Regions from separate parts of the Homo sapiens genome. Here region 1 is linked to region 2. A link is a contact called in ENCODE Hi-C or POLR2A ChIA-PET data. All regions are on one chromosome and are shown on one strand. The core of a region is the stretch at or near the end of the contact, and the rest is flanking DNA. Distances in the headings are between cores, read along the strand shown.

What was found. Hi-C counts contacts between places; a loop is a spot of excess contacts on that map. ChIA-PET counts read pairs that join two places held with the same protein, here RNA polymerase II (POLR2A). Pooled maps may share reads with other maps.
Region 1: a loop to region 2 is called in a map of gastrocnemius medialis, with 7 times the contacts of the local background. The contact joins the promoter of PTPN4 here to the promoter of EN1 in region 2. A Hi-C loop is called at or near these places in 1 of 168 maps with a recorded cell type or tissue (gastrocnemius medialis) and 1 of 50 pooled maps. POLR2A ChIA-PET finds 5 or more read pairs at or near these places in 1 of 52 experiments (activated CD4-positive, alpha-beta T cell).

What each region holds. Positions count from the first base shown.
Region 1 is chr2:119,756,482-119,761,758 of GRCh38, reverse strand. PTPN4 (protein tyrosine phosphatase non-receptor type 4) reads right to left here and starts at 1,837. Exons shown (of 27, transcript NM_002830.4): 1 at 1,375-1,837. LOC101927764 (a long non-coding RNA gene) reads left to right here and starts at 2,045. Exons shown (of 4, transcript XR_007087215.1): 1 at 2,045-2,127. RefSeq lists enhancers at 981-1,605, 1,876-2,135, 1,852-2,146 and silencers at 1,336-1,635, 2,186-2,295.
Region 2 is chr2:118,844,821-118,850,037 of GRCh38, reverse strand. EN1 (engrailed homeobox 1) reads left to right here and starts at 2,390. Exons shown (of 2, transcript NM_001426.4): 1 at 2,390-3,732. The coding sequence starts at 2,871. RefSeq lists enhancers at 4,072-4,721, 4,722-5,217 and a silencer at 4,511-4,805.

The DNA of each region.
Region 1 (5,277 bases), core at 588-3,087, 910 kb before region 2:
ATGACAAACATTCCCATGTACAAAATAGACTGTTTCTCTTATAAATCACTGAAGATTATGATACTATGGGACCGTGCGTGTTTCAATGCAAAATGTAACAAAGATATGTGTACCATAAAAAATGCGAAGAGACATAAAAATTGCTTTTGTGGTAATTGGAGCATAAATTTATTCTAACAAAAAAACAGTGATGTCCACAAAATGATCACACTTACGAGCTAGTGAAGAGGTTCTGTAGAATACACAAACTTCTGCTTACGAGTTTTTTCTTTAAAAGAAAGCTGAATTTATATTAGTCAAATTCAAGATTTAGATGATATACCTAGCTCTATTCCATTAAGCACAGTTTAGGCTCTGAACAATCCTTTATTTTAAGGCCATCTCCTTCCCCCTTAAAATTGAAAAAAAATTTTTTTCCTCTGGCACGTTAAAGTTCAGAAAACCAAGATTTAAAAATGCCCTGGCTTTTACTGTTCCAGTCTTCTTTCTACTCTAATTGTCTTTTGCAAGTCGGACACATTGGCCTTTTATCTTTCTCCATAAATATGTTTTAAATGTGACCAATCAGCTGTACTGTTTCAACTGGGCCCAAGATCTGGACACAGAAACTTAGTATTACTGAAACCTCTTATTCGAAAAGCAGCTGGCATATTGCAGATGCATAACAAGTTATCCTAGAACAGGCGTTTTGAAAAATCCTACAAATCGTCCTTGTACATACTGATGTCACTACATGATGCAAGCCCAGACATAAAATCTTCCACCCTAAGTTTTGCAGAAACATCCACACATCACCTGTGCAACTGTAAGCTGTTCCATTTTATGGAAACCCTGCGAAATGCATCACTGTTTACCCACATCTCAACTTTTTTTTTTTTTTTTTTTTTGGCTCAACTACAGATTCCCAAATACAGGTATATACTGGTAGAATCATAACAGGCTTAAAACTTCAATGGTAGGAATAGTTGGCTCATGCAGCGTGCAAGAAGCGCTCATATGAGCCAAAAAAAAAAAAAAAAAAAAAAGGAATTCTACCAGCAATGGAAAACTCAAGATTCCAAAGCTTTACCTAGAGTTTAGGTACTGGGAACATTCCATCTCCGCACCTATTCCATCCCTTGGCCCTTCGCTGACCCATAACAGAGATTCCAACTATAACCCCCGCAAAAGCAGAGGTCCCAGGAAGAAAGGAAAGAAAGCGTTTTTTTGTTTGTTTGTTTGTTTGTTTTTGTCCTTTTTTCCTTCCTTTCAAATCATCCTCGTACCTCCGGCTTGCCCCACCTGGCTCACCTCCCAGGAGCCACACATGCAGGTAAGAGCCTCCCGTTCAACGTGCAGGGCCGAGAGGCCGGCGGGGACCGGAGAACCTCTTACCTTCGTATATCACAGCCGCGTCCTCTCGGCTGGAGAAAAAAAGCCTCGAGGCCCCGGCGCGCAGAGGAGAAGCGCGTCCTCCGTGCCGCTCCGGGGGGCTACCTCAGCGCCCCCCGAGCAGCCGCCGCCGCAGCGGTCGCGCCACGACCCGGAGCCGCCAGCACCACCTCATGCTGCTGGGCAGCCGCGGGCCGGCGCCGCTGGGGAGGTGGCAGGGAGGCGGGCAGCCGGCGACCTCTCCTACCTCCCTGCAGGGATGAGATAATCCACACCCCCAAAAGTGCGTGGGGGAGGGGGCCTGGCCCCAATCCTCCGACCCCGCGGCCAAAGCCAAGTCTCTTTCCTCTCCCGCTCAGGCCCAATTCCGGCCCCTGGGACCCAGGAGTCCTGAGAGAACAATGTTGGTGGTGGGGCGCGAGGAGCGGAAAAGCGCACTGCGCGGCGTGAGCTGGCGGGTAATCCTGGGCAGCGTTTGTGTGTGAGAGTGCAAGAGGAGCTCAGTCACCCCCCTCCTTCTCCACCTCCTCTTCCTCCCCCTCCTCCTCCTCTATCTCTTCCTCCTCCCTCAAGCACACCCCCTCTCCTAGGCCGCAGCATAGCAACCGAACATGGCGGCTGCGCAGGCGCCGCCAGTCAGTGGCCAGGAGCGGCGGCGGCAGCAACAGGAGGCGATCTCGCGAGAGGCGAGGCCAAAACCCTGCCTCGCTAGCGCAGGGAGAAGTCGCACCAGTCGGAGCGCAGAGGGACACGCAGGTGCGAGAGAGAGCGGCCTAGGAGGATTGGGAGGGCGGATTGGAGGGGGGAGGCGGAGCGCTGTGGCCCCCGCCCCGCAGCCGCGTCGCGATTGGTTGTTTGGACTGCGACCCCTGCTGCACCCACTGACCGCAGGGACCGGATAGTGGGCAAGAAGCGTGTGTTAAAAGGGAAAACCAGACCAGTTGGCAGCAGGTCGCCCCAACCTCAGTGCTCCTGGAGGATATAGGTTTTGGGGGGCAGTTTTGAATCATTTCCTCTCCTAAACGTAGGCTCCAAAACAAAGCCTCAGCAACCAACCTGCGTTTATAAAACAAACGTTCGGGGGCTCCTTCTGTGTGCCTGGAACGGTGTGCTTTTTAAAATTTAATTCCTTCTAATAACATGAATTTGGTGTTATCACGCCAGGGTTTTTAGCCAGGTGCATTATAATATTTTATTGGTGATACAAACTTATTGGTAATACCACAGTTGCCTACTGGCGAATGATCTCAGCTGAAATGGAGGAAGAAGGGATTTGGGGACCGCCACACTTCCTTTTTGCCCAATTTTTGTTAGTGCCCTTTTCTGTCGCCAGGCGCCTTCTTTGTCCTTCCTTGCTCTTAGCTTGAGCATCCTATCAGAGCCTACCTTTATAAAGACGATCTTTCAAAAACCACTTTCCCAAGCCGACAAAATGACTACAAATCAGGGGAATGTGAACAAATCTGGAAAAGACAGAAATTTCTATTGACTCTCTTCTCCCTCACACCTGTTAGTTTTTCCATTTGAAAAAGGCAACTTGTCAATCCATGTTTCCAGCTTTACTTCCTTCACTTGCTTTTCTTCCCAGATCTCTGTTGTAGCCAGTGCTCATTCATTCCTCCCTAAATATGCATTCCTGCCTCTGACTCTCCATTTTGTCTTTGATCATGCCATTCCCTCTGCTAAAATGCTCTTCACCTCATTGTCATCTGTCAACATCCAGTCATCCTCCAACCAAAGATCATATGAGACTTCCACCAGAAATTGAATGTTTCATATAAATAGAATCATACAATATGTAATTTTTGTTTAGAGGCAAGGTCTCGCTATGTTGTCAGGCTGGTCTCCAACTCCTGGGCTCAAGAGATCATCTTACCTTAACCTTCGGAGTAGCTGGGATTACACATGTGAGCCACATGGCTTACATGTAGTCTTGTGTCTGGTGTTAAGCAAGACACAAAAGTTCCTGAGTGGAACTTCCCCTGCAAGTCACCAGGATGGACCCTTTGAAGTTACCAATACTCACCATTATTCCTTGAAAAATCTGAGTTCACCTTAAATCTACCTGCCTGCAACCCTGGAAAGAGAAGAAGCAATTATTGTCCTTAAAAAAAAGAGAGAGAGAGCTTTAGACTGTGCCCCAGGCTCACATGGGCCCACTGAAAATTGAATTGGGAAATAATAAATTAGTATATCTCACACTTTAATATACATGCTGATCACCTGGAGTTCTTATTAAATGGCATGGTCTAATCCATTAGGTCTAGAGTGGGCCCTGAAATTCTGCATTTCTTTCTTTTTTTTTTTTTTTCAATAGAGACAGGCTCTCACTGTGTTGCCCAGGCTGATCTTGAACCCTCCTGACCTCAAGCAATCTTCCTGCCTTGGCCTCCCAAAGTGCTAGGATCACAGGAGTGAGCCACTGCACCTGGCCTAGAGACTCTTTCTAACAAGCTCCCTGGCTTTTGGACCACCCTGGAGTAGCAGGGGTGTAGACTACTGTTCCTTAAACTGGAGTCTAAGAAAAAATATATGCAAATTATCTATAAAATATGTAAATATTTTGCTCTTACTTAAATTATGTTCTTTTAAAAGTTAATATATTCTAGTCACTATATTGGATCATTTGATGACCACCTTGTAACGAAACCCTGCACTTGATTTTGTATTTGGCACCAACCACAAATTTAATTTTCTGGGGCTAATGGGAAAAGAATAGAATACTTCTTGTGGAAAGGACAGCATTCTGGCTAAGTGAAGGTCATACGTCCTTTACGGCACACTGCACAGAAGTTTAACAGAAATTCAAATAGAGAAGAATGTTGAGATAATTAAGTCAATTATAAGCATGCCAAACAAAAAAGTACATACCATAGCAGTGAGTTCCATATTCTCATATCAAAGGACAATTTAATTTCAGCAAAACAACAAATATAATTCACCACACATTACATACATCATATTAATTGAATTTTTTAAATTTGTGAATTTAATTTCTAAAATTGTTTTAGTTTTATAGACGTGAGCTATAAGAATAAGAAATTATTACCTAAAGTTTATGTATAATTAAGAGACATAATTAAAATGACTTAACAGTTGGAAGTTAGCAAGAATTTTTTTTTTCATTCAAAAGTGGCCTCAAACATTACTGGATATTGGCAGACACTGCTATTGACTGTTTTTTTTTCCTTGTCTGCAGTCTGCCCTTGACTGTGCTTTGGGAGAGTAAGAGCAAAGGTTGTATCCACACTTGGAGGATGTTGGCAGGCGAGGACTGGCCGTTTTGCACTGTGTGGTCAATGGTAGGACCTCTCTTAACCCTGGGTAGCTACAGCCAGAAGGGAACAAGCATTTGTTCTTGCCTGTATGGGCCTTGGCAGTGACCCCAGGCAGCAGCCGTGAAGAAGAAACTTTGACTAGGCACTGTGGCTGACTCACCAGCCACCCACTATCAGTAACTGGAGAGGACTTCTTTGGAAGAAATGAGTAACCGTAGGATCACTGGGGATACCTAGGGAGAAGAACCTCAACAGAAGGTTGGACTCTACTCGCTAGGTAGAGCTCAGAGTGGTATGAATTTTAACTTCAAAAAAGCACATGACTTAAACTGACTTGATTTTGTTGCCTACGCTGGTGAGGTGGGACATACAAAGGTATACAGGCTTTCAGTGAAATGTGAGTCCTATCTAACCTGGTCCCCAACAGGAGACCTTGGTTAGGTACCTGTCTGCCTTAGCTAGTCAGTTAAGGGAGAATTTCATCTTTTTACCTGCCTGGAATCTTCATGCATAACTTAAAAGCAAAAGCAAGCAAATTTAAATAATTTAAACCTTTAAAGAGGTGTCACACATGTTTCCAATAAGTTCAGGATTCTGTGACTTGGGCTTCCTTTAATCACAGAGCTGT
Region 2 (5,217 bases), core at 1,141-3,640:
GCGCGGGGCCGCTCACTTTGATTAAGCGTCTTGCCAGCGCGATGTGACAGAGCTTTTGACCAGGGTTTTATTCACAGGCCTGTGATGAACGCCAAGCTGATCAGGCGGAATGAAGAGTAATTAAAACCTATAAATTATCTTCCGCAGCCCTTCTCGAGGCGTCTCCTGCAGGCGAGATAAGGCGTCGAGACCCTATTTACCGCGCTGAAAGGGACCGCGGCGCACAAAAGCTACGCAGCTAAATAGGATATTGATAGTGTCCTAATTAGAATTTAATTAAGTACCCACGCTTGCTTGCGGGATAAAGATTTCAATTTTGCGAACTTAAATATAAATAAAATCCCACCCCCATTTCGGGGAGAAGGGGTGGGGGCGCCTGGAGATTTCGGGGAGCCCTTGGGTGTGCTACTGAAGAGGACTCGGGAGACTCCAAGGTGGGGTTGGAGGCGGCTTGGGAAGGTAGAGAAGACTGCAGCGCAGCGTTAGGGAGAGAGGTTTTCTCCCCTAGGCTGCAGCGCAAGTCTAGCCGGGAACTCAGCCCCGGAAATCGGGGGACCCTCGCCTGCTCCCAAGATGCGGTGAGCAATATAAATTCCTGCTCTCCACCAGCCCTTTTGAGAAACTTCAGCTACTGTGGTGGTGGTTCGGCTTGTTGTGGGTTTAGTTGCATGTTCCTCCTAGCCTAACCCTCTGTGACTTTTCTGGAAAACTGGAGGTAGGGGGATTCTTTCGCATGTCACAAATAGACAATATTTCCAAAGGGATCCTTTCTCTACTGTCCCAGTTGCGGAGGGCGTTCAGGGCGAGGAGGTCCGCTGGAGCTCTAAGATGACACCCCCGAAGGCCTCGTTTGCTGACGCCTTTCTCGGCCACCGCAGGCTTCAGCATAGTCGGATACTGGTCCTCCAAAACGAATCCGGAGACAAGTCCCGCAGGTGCCTAGAGCTTCAGTCCACACGCCACCCCCGTCCCTCACATTCCCGGTTATGAGAAAATTTTGGGGGTGCCTCGACCAGGAAATAGCGAAAAAGAGATCGGCAGACGGGAGAATGATAGCAGCTGGAGGAACGGCATTTCCCTCAAACTAGGGAAGAACGCACAGAGCTGGAGCCGGAGGCACCCAGGGAGTTGGGAGCAATCCCAGGAAATTCAGTCACCCGGCAATTGAGGGAAACTCCCTGTTCACAACTTCAGCTAGCCAGGGCAAATACTTGGGGTGCAGCGCTTTCATTTATTTGATTTTACTTTGCAGGGAAATCTAACACAGAGGTTACCCTGAACTCTAAAAGCTAGGGCCTAGCGCGCATCCGCGTTCTGACTCGCCGGCCCCGGGGCCCTCCTGAGATTAATCTGCGTTGCCCGGACTCCCACTGCCAGGGAAGGTCCAGGCAACTGGCTCTGGGGCTATTCCTAGCCCTCTGGGCTTGGCTCTATGGCGCCAGGGCAGCTCCAGGGTGTTGTCGAAAGTCTGGACCGGGAAGGGCATGGGTGCGGATTCCCCACAAAGGGAAAGCAATGCAGCGGGCCGGCAGGAGACGTACAAACGTAAACGTGCGACGCTAGCTAGGCGCAGCGGGCCTTTCAGATTTTGCTATTTGTGAAAAACAAATTGCGCCTCTGAAAGTAACCAACTCTAGGTCTATTTCACATCACCGACCTCCCTGTCTCACTCCCCCTCCCTCCACTACACACACCCAAACCCACACCCACCCACAAACACACAAACCGGCAGTGACAACAACCACCCATCCTTCAATAACAGCAACCAGAGACAGAGGAGAAAATAAAAAGCTGAGTTTCTTAGGCGTGGGGGTGCAAAACAGCCAGGCTCCTGCCTACTGCCCCTGCTCCCGTAGCTCACAGACCCATAATCCTGCATTTCTCTAACAAGTTGTTTATGGAGTTGCTTCTCCATTTGCCTACATCCCAAAATTCACCCCTCCCGGGTTTCTTCTGCCCCCTCCTGAGTCCCGGCCTGAAGGAGGGGGAGGGACGCGGGTGCGGGCGCGGGTGGGGGAGGGCGGACCCGACGCACAGGGCCAGCGCCGAGGCGCCCCCTCTCCGCCAGCGGTTGACGCCCCCGGATTATTTATCCGCAAAGTCCCGCGCGCGCCCATTGGGCCGAGGCCCGAGTGTCAGCGCGAGTCCCGGCTCGCCATTGGCTCCGCACACGTGCGGCCCTGACTCACGTGCTTCCGGTTTGAAGGCAAAAAGTGTGCCTGGGTGATTTTTTTTTTAAGCGAGAGAGTTTGTGCAAAGATCCGAGCTGTCAGAGATTTGAAAAAAAAAAAAAAAAAAAAAAAAAAAAAAACAGCCCGGCGCTGGCGGAGACGCGCTCTCCCTGCAAAAAAAGCAAAGGCGATTAAAGGCGCTGCCAGCCTCACGCTCTGGGCACAGCTGAGCGTGACACTCGGGGAAGTCAAACCCCTCACTACTGCCTAGGAAGATGGCTAGACTTTAAATACTATTTTTTTCCCTTTAAGAAAAAAATTATTGGAGCTTTTTTTCTTGCTTTCTTTTTCCTTTTCTTTTTCTTTTTTTCCTTCATTTTTTTGGCCGTGGCTTACTCCCCATTTAAATCAAATCATTGAATCTGGTTGCAGAAAGAAAAAAGAAATAGCCAAGTGTCTCCATATCTGGATGTCTACAAATTAGAGAGGGAGAGACAGCGAGATCTATCTGCTAGATAAGAACGAGCGATCCAGGCCAGACGCCTGAGCTTTTTTCCTGCACCCGCCCCGTGCCTTCGCTGAGGCTTCGCCTGCCTCCTTCCTCCGCGCACCCCCACGGGCCGCTGGCAAAGTGGGGTGGGGAGCGAGGCGGTGGGGGCGGGGGCCGGCGCGGCGGCCGGGGCGGCGGGGCGGCCGAGCATGGAAGAACAGCAGCCGGAACCTAAAAGTCAGCGCGACTCGGCCCTCGGCGCGGCGGCGGCGGCGACTCCGGGCGGCCTCAGCCTGAGCCTCAGTCCGGGCGCCAGCGGCAGCAGCGGCAGCGGCAGCGATGGAGACAGCGTGCCGGTGTCCCCGCAGCCTGCGCCCCCCTCGCCGCCCGCGGCGCCTTGCCTGCCGCCCCTGGCCCACCACCCGCACCTCCCCCCACACCCCCCGCCCCCGCCGCCTCAGCATCTCGCGGCGCCTGCTCACCAGCCGCAGCCAGCGGCCCAGCTGCACCGCACCACCAACTTTTTCATCGACAACATCCTGAGGCCGGACTTCGGCTGCAAAAAGGAGCAGCCGCCACCGCAGCTTCTGGTGGCTGCGGCGGCCAGAGGAGGCGCAGGAGGAGGAGGCCGGGTCGAGCGTGACAGAGGCCAGACTGCCGCAGGTAGAGACCCTGTCCACCCGTTGGGCACCCGGGCGCCAGGCGCTGCCTCGCTCCTGTGCGCCCCGGACGCGAACTGTGGCCCACCCGACGGCTCCCAGCCAGCCGCCGCCGGCGCGGGCGCGTCTAAAGCTGGGAACCCGGCTGCGGCGGCGGCGGCGGCCGCGGCGGCAGTGGCGGCGGCGGCGGCGGCCGCAGCAGCCAAGCCCTCGGACACCGGTGGCGGCGGCAGTGGAGGCGGCGCGGGGAGCCCCGGAGCGCAGGGCACCAAATACCCGGAGCACGGCAACCCGGCTATCCTACTTATGGGCTCAGCCAACGGCGGGCCCGTGGTCAAAACTGACTCGCAGCAGCCTCTCGTATGGCCCGCCTGGGTGTACTGCACACGTTATTCGGATCGTCCATCCTCCGGTGAGTACCCAACTCCGGGCTGCGCCATGCCTTCTGGCCCCGCGGACCGCCCCAGAACGCCAAGCTGCGGCGCTAGGGAGAGCAAACCCGGCCTCGGGTACTCCAGTCTCTCACGCCTGCTTCCTCACCCCAGTTCCAGTCACAACCGAATGTTCATCCAGCTATGCGATCCTGGCCTCTGCGGCCACCACCCGAGAAGCTACAGCTCGTGGCACAGGAGGCTCGGGTCTCGATTCTTTGATTTTGAACTCTGAATCCCTGGGGCCTTCTTTGTCTCTTATCTTTATTATTCTTAGGAAAAGTACATAGTCAGTGATTTTCTTTCCAGGGTGTTTAGATAAGGCAGGAAGGTGGGCCTAGTGATGTGTGTCTGAAATCCCACCAGCCTGATCGTCCGAAGGCCAGATTTGACCAGAGAAGGCCTTGTTCAGAAAAATTATATTCACTGTGTGTCCTTACAGACACAAACACCATCTCGATATTTTCTGCGGAGAGACCGTTTACATTGATAAACATGGGAAACACAGGAAGACAGGGAGGAAAGCGTCTGAAAGCCGTCCCTCTCCCCCGGCTGGGTAGCGAAAAGAGTCTGACCCGGGTGGGTAGAAACCAGGGAAAGGCAGTTGCCAAAAAGGTGGGTGCTGGCAGCCCCTGGTTTTCTGGAGCTGAAAAACAGTGGGAGAGGAGAGAAAACAGGTCAGGCTCAGGCCAGGAAGCGTGTCCAAGGGCATGAGAGCCAGTTTCCTCCGTAGCTTCTCCGCGGAACGGTTCCCGCATCCTCCCCGCGCGGCGCTTTCCTTTTTTCACCCGCACATCCAGCAGACTTCTGGCATCCGTAGGCCTGTTTTTCTCGGCTTTCCTTCCACCACTTTTCCGTGTGCCCCTCGCGCTTGGCGAACCCGAGGAGGAGACCTGAGCTGGGCTCCGGGAGAGAAGGCCAAGGCCTGCCTGACGCCCCGGCCCGCAGTGTCTGGGAGAGCGGCAGAAGCTTTGGCCCAAGATCAGCACTCCAGACACCCGGTCCGGCAGGGGGCCGGGAACAACGTAGCCACGCGCCGCTTTCCTCTGGCTGGTCTCTCGCCGCCCCACAGCTGCCGGCCGGGCGCGGATCGATGCGCACTATCAGCTCCCGCCATCTCGAGCCCCGTTATTGACACGTCGGGCTCCCTGAACCTCCGAAAAGCTGCTTTGATTGACTCGCCTGATGGATAGAGTGATTGAGCTGTCAGGCTGCACGGCTCGGGCTGGCCGGGAGACTAGGAACGATTTTATTACAAGAGTCCGTGCCTCTGCACACACATACAACAACACTTCAACATGTCCCGGATGCAGAACGGGCAGTGGGGCCTTTTTGGGGCTGTGTGCATTTCTTGGGCTATTTCTCCCCGCTCAGCTAATTACGAATCAAAACCCCAGTTCTGCTCTGGAGAGGGCCTTGGCTTTGTTCTTGGCCACTTTCCTTCTTATGGGCCTGGGTAGGTAGGG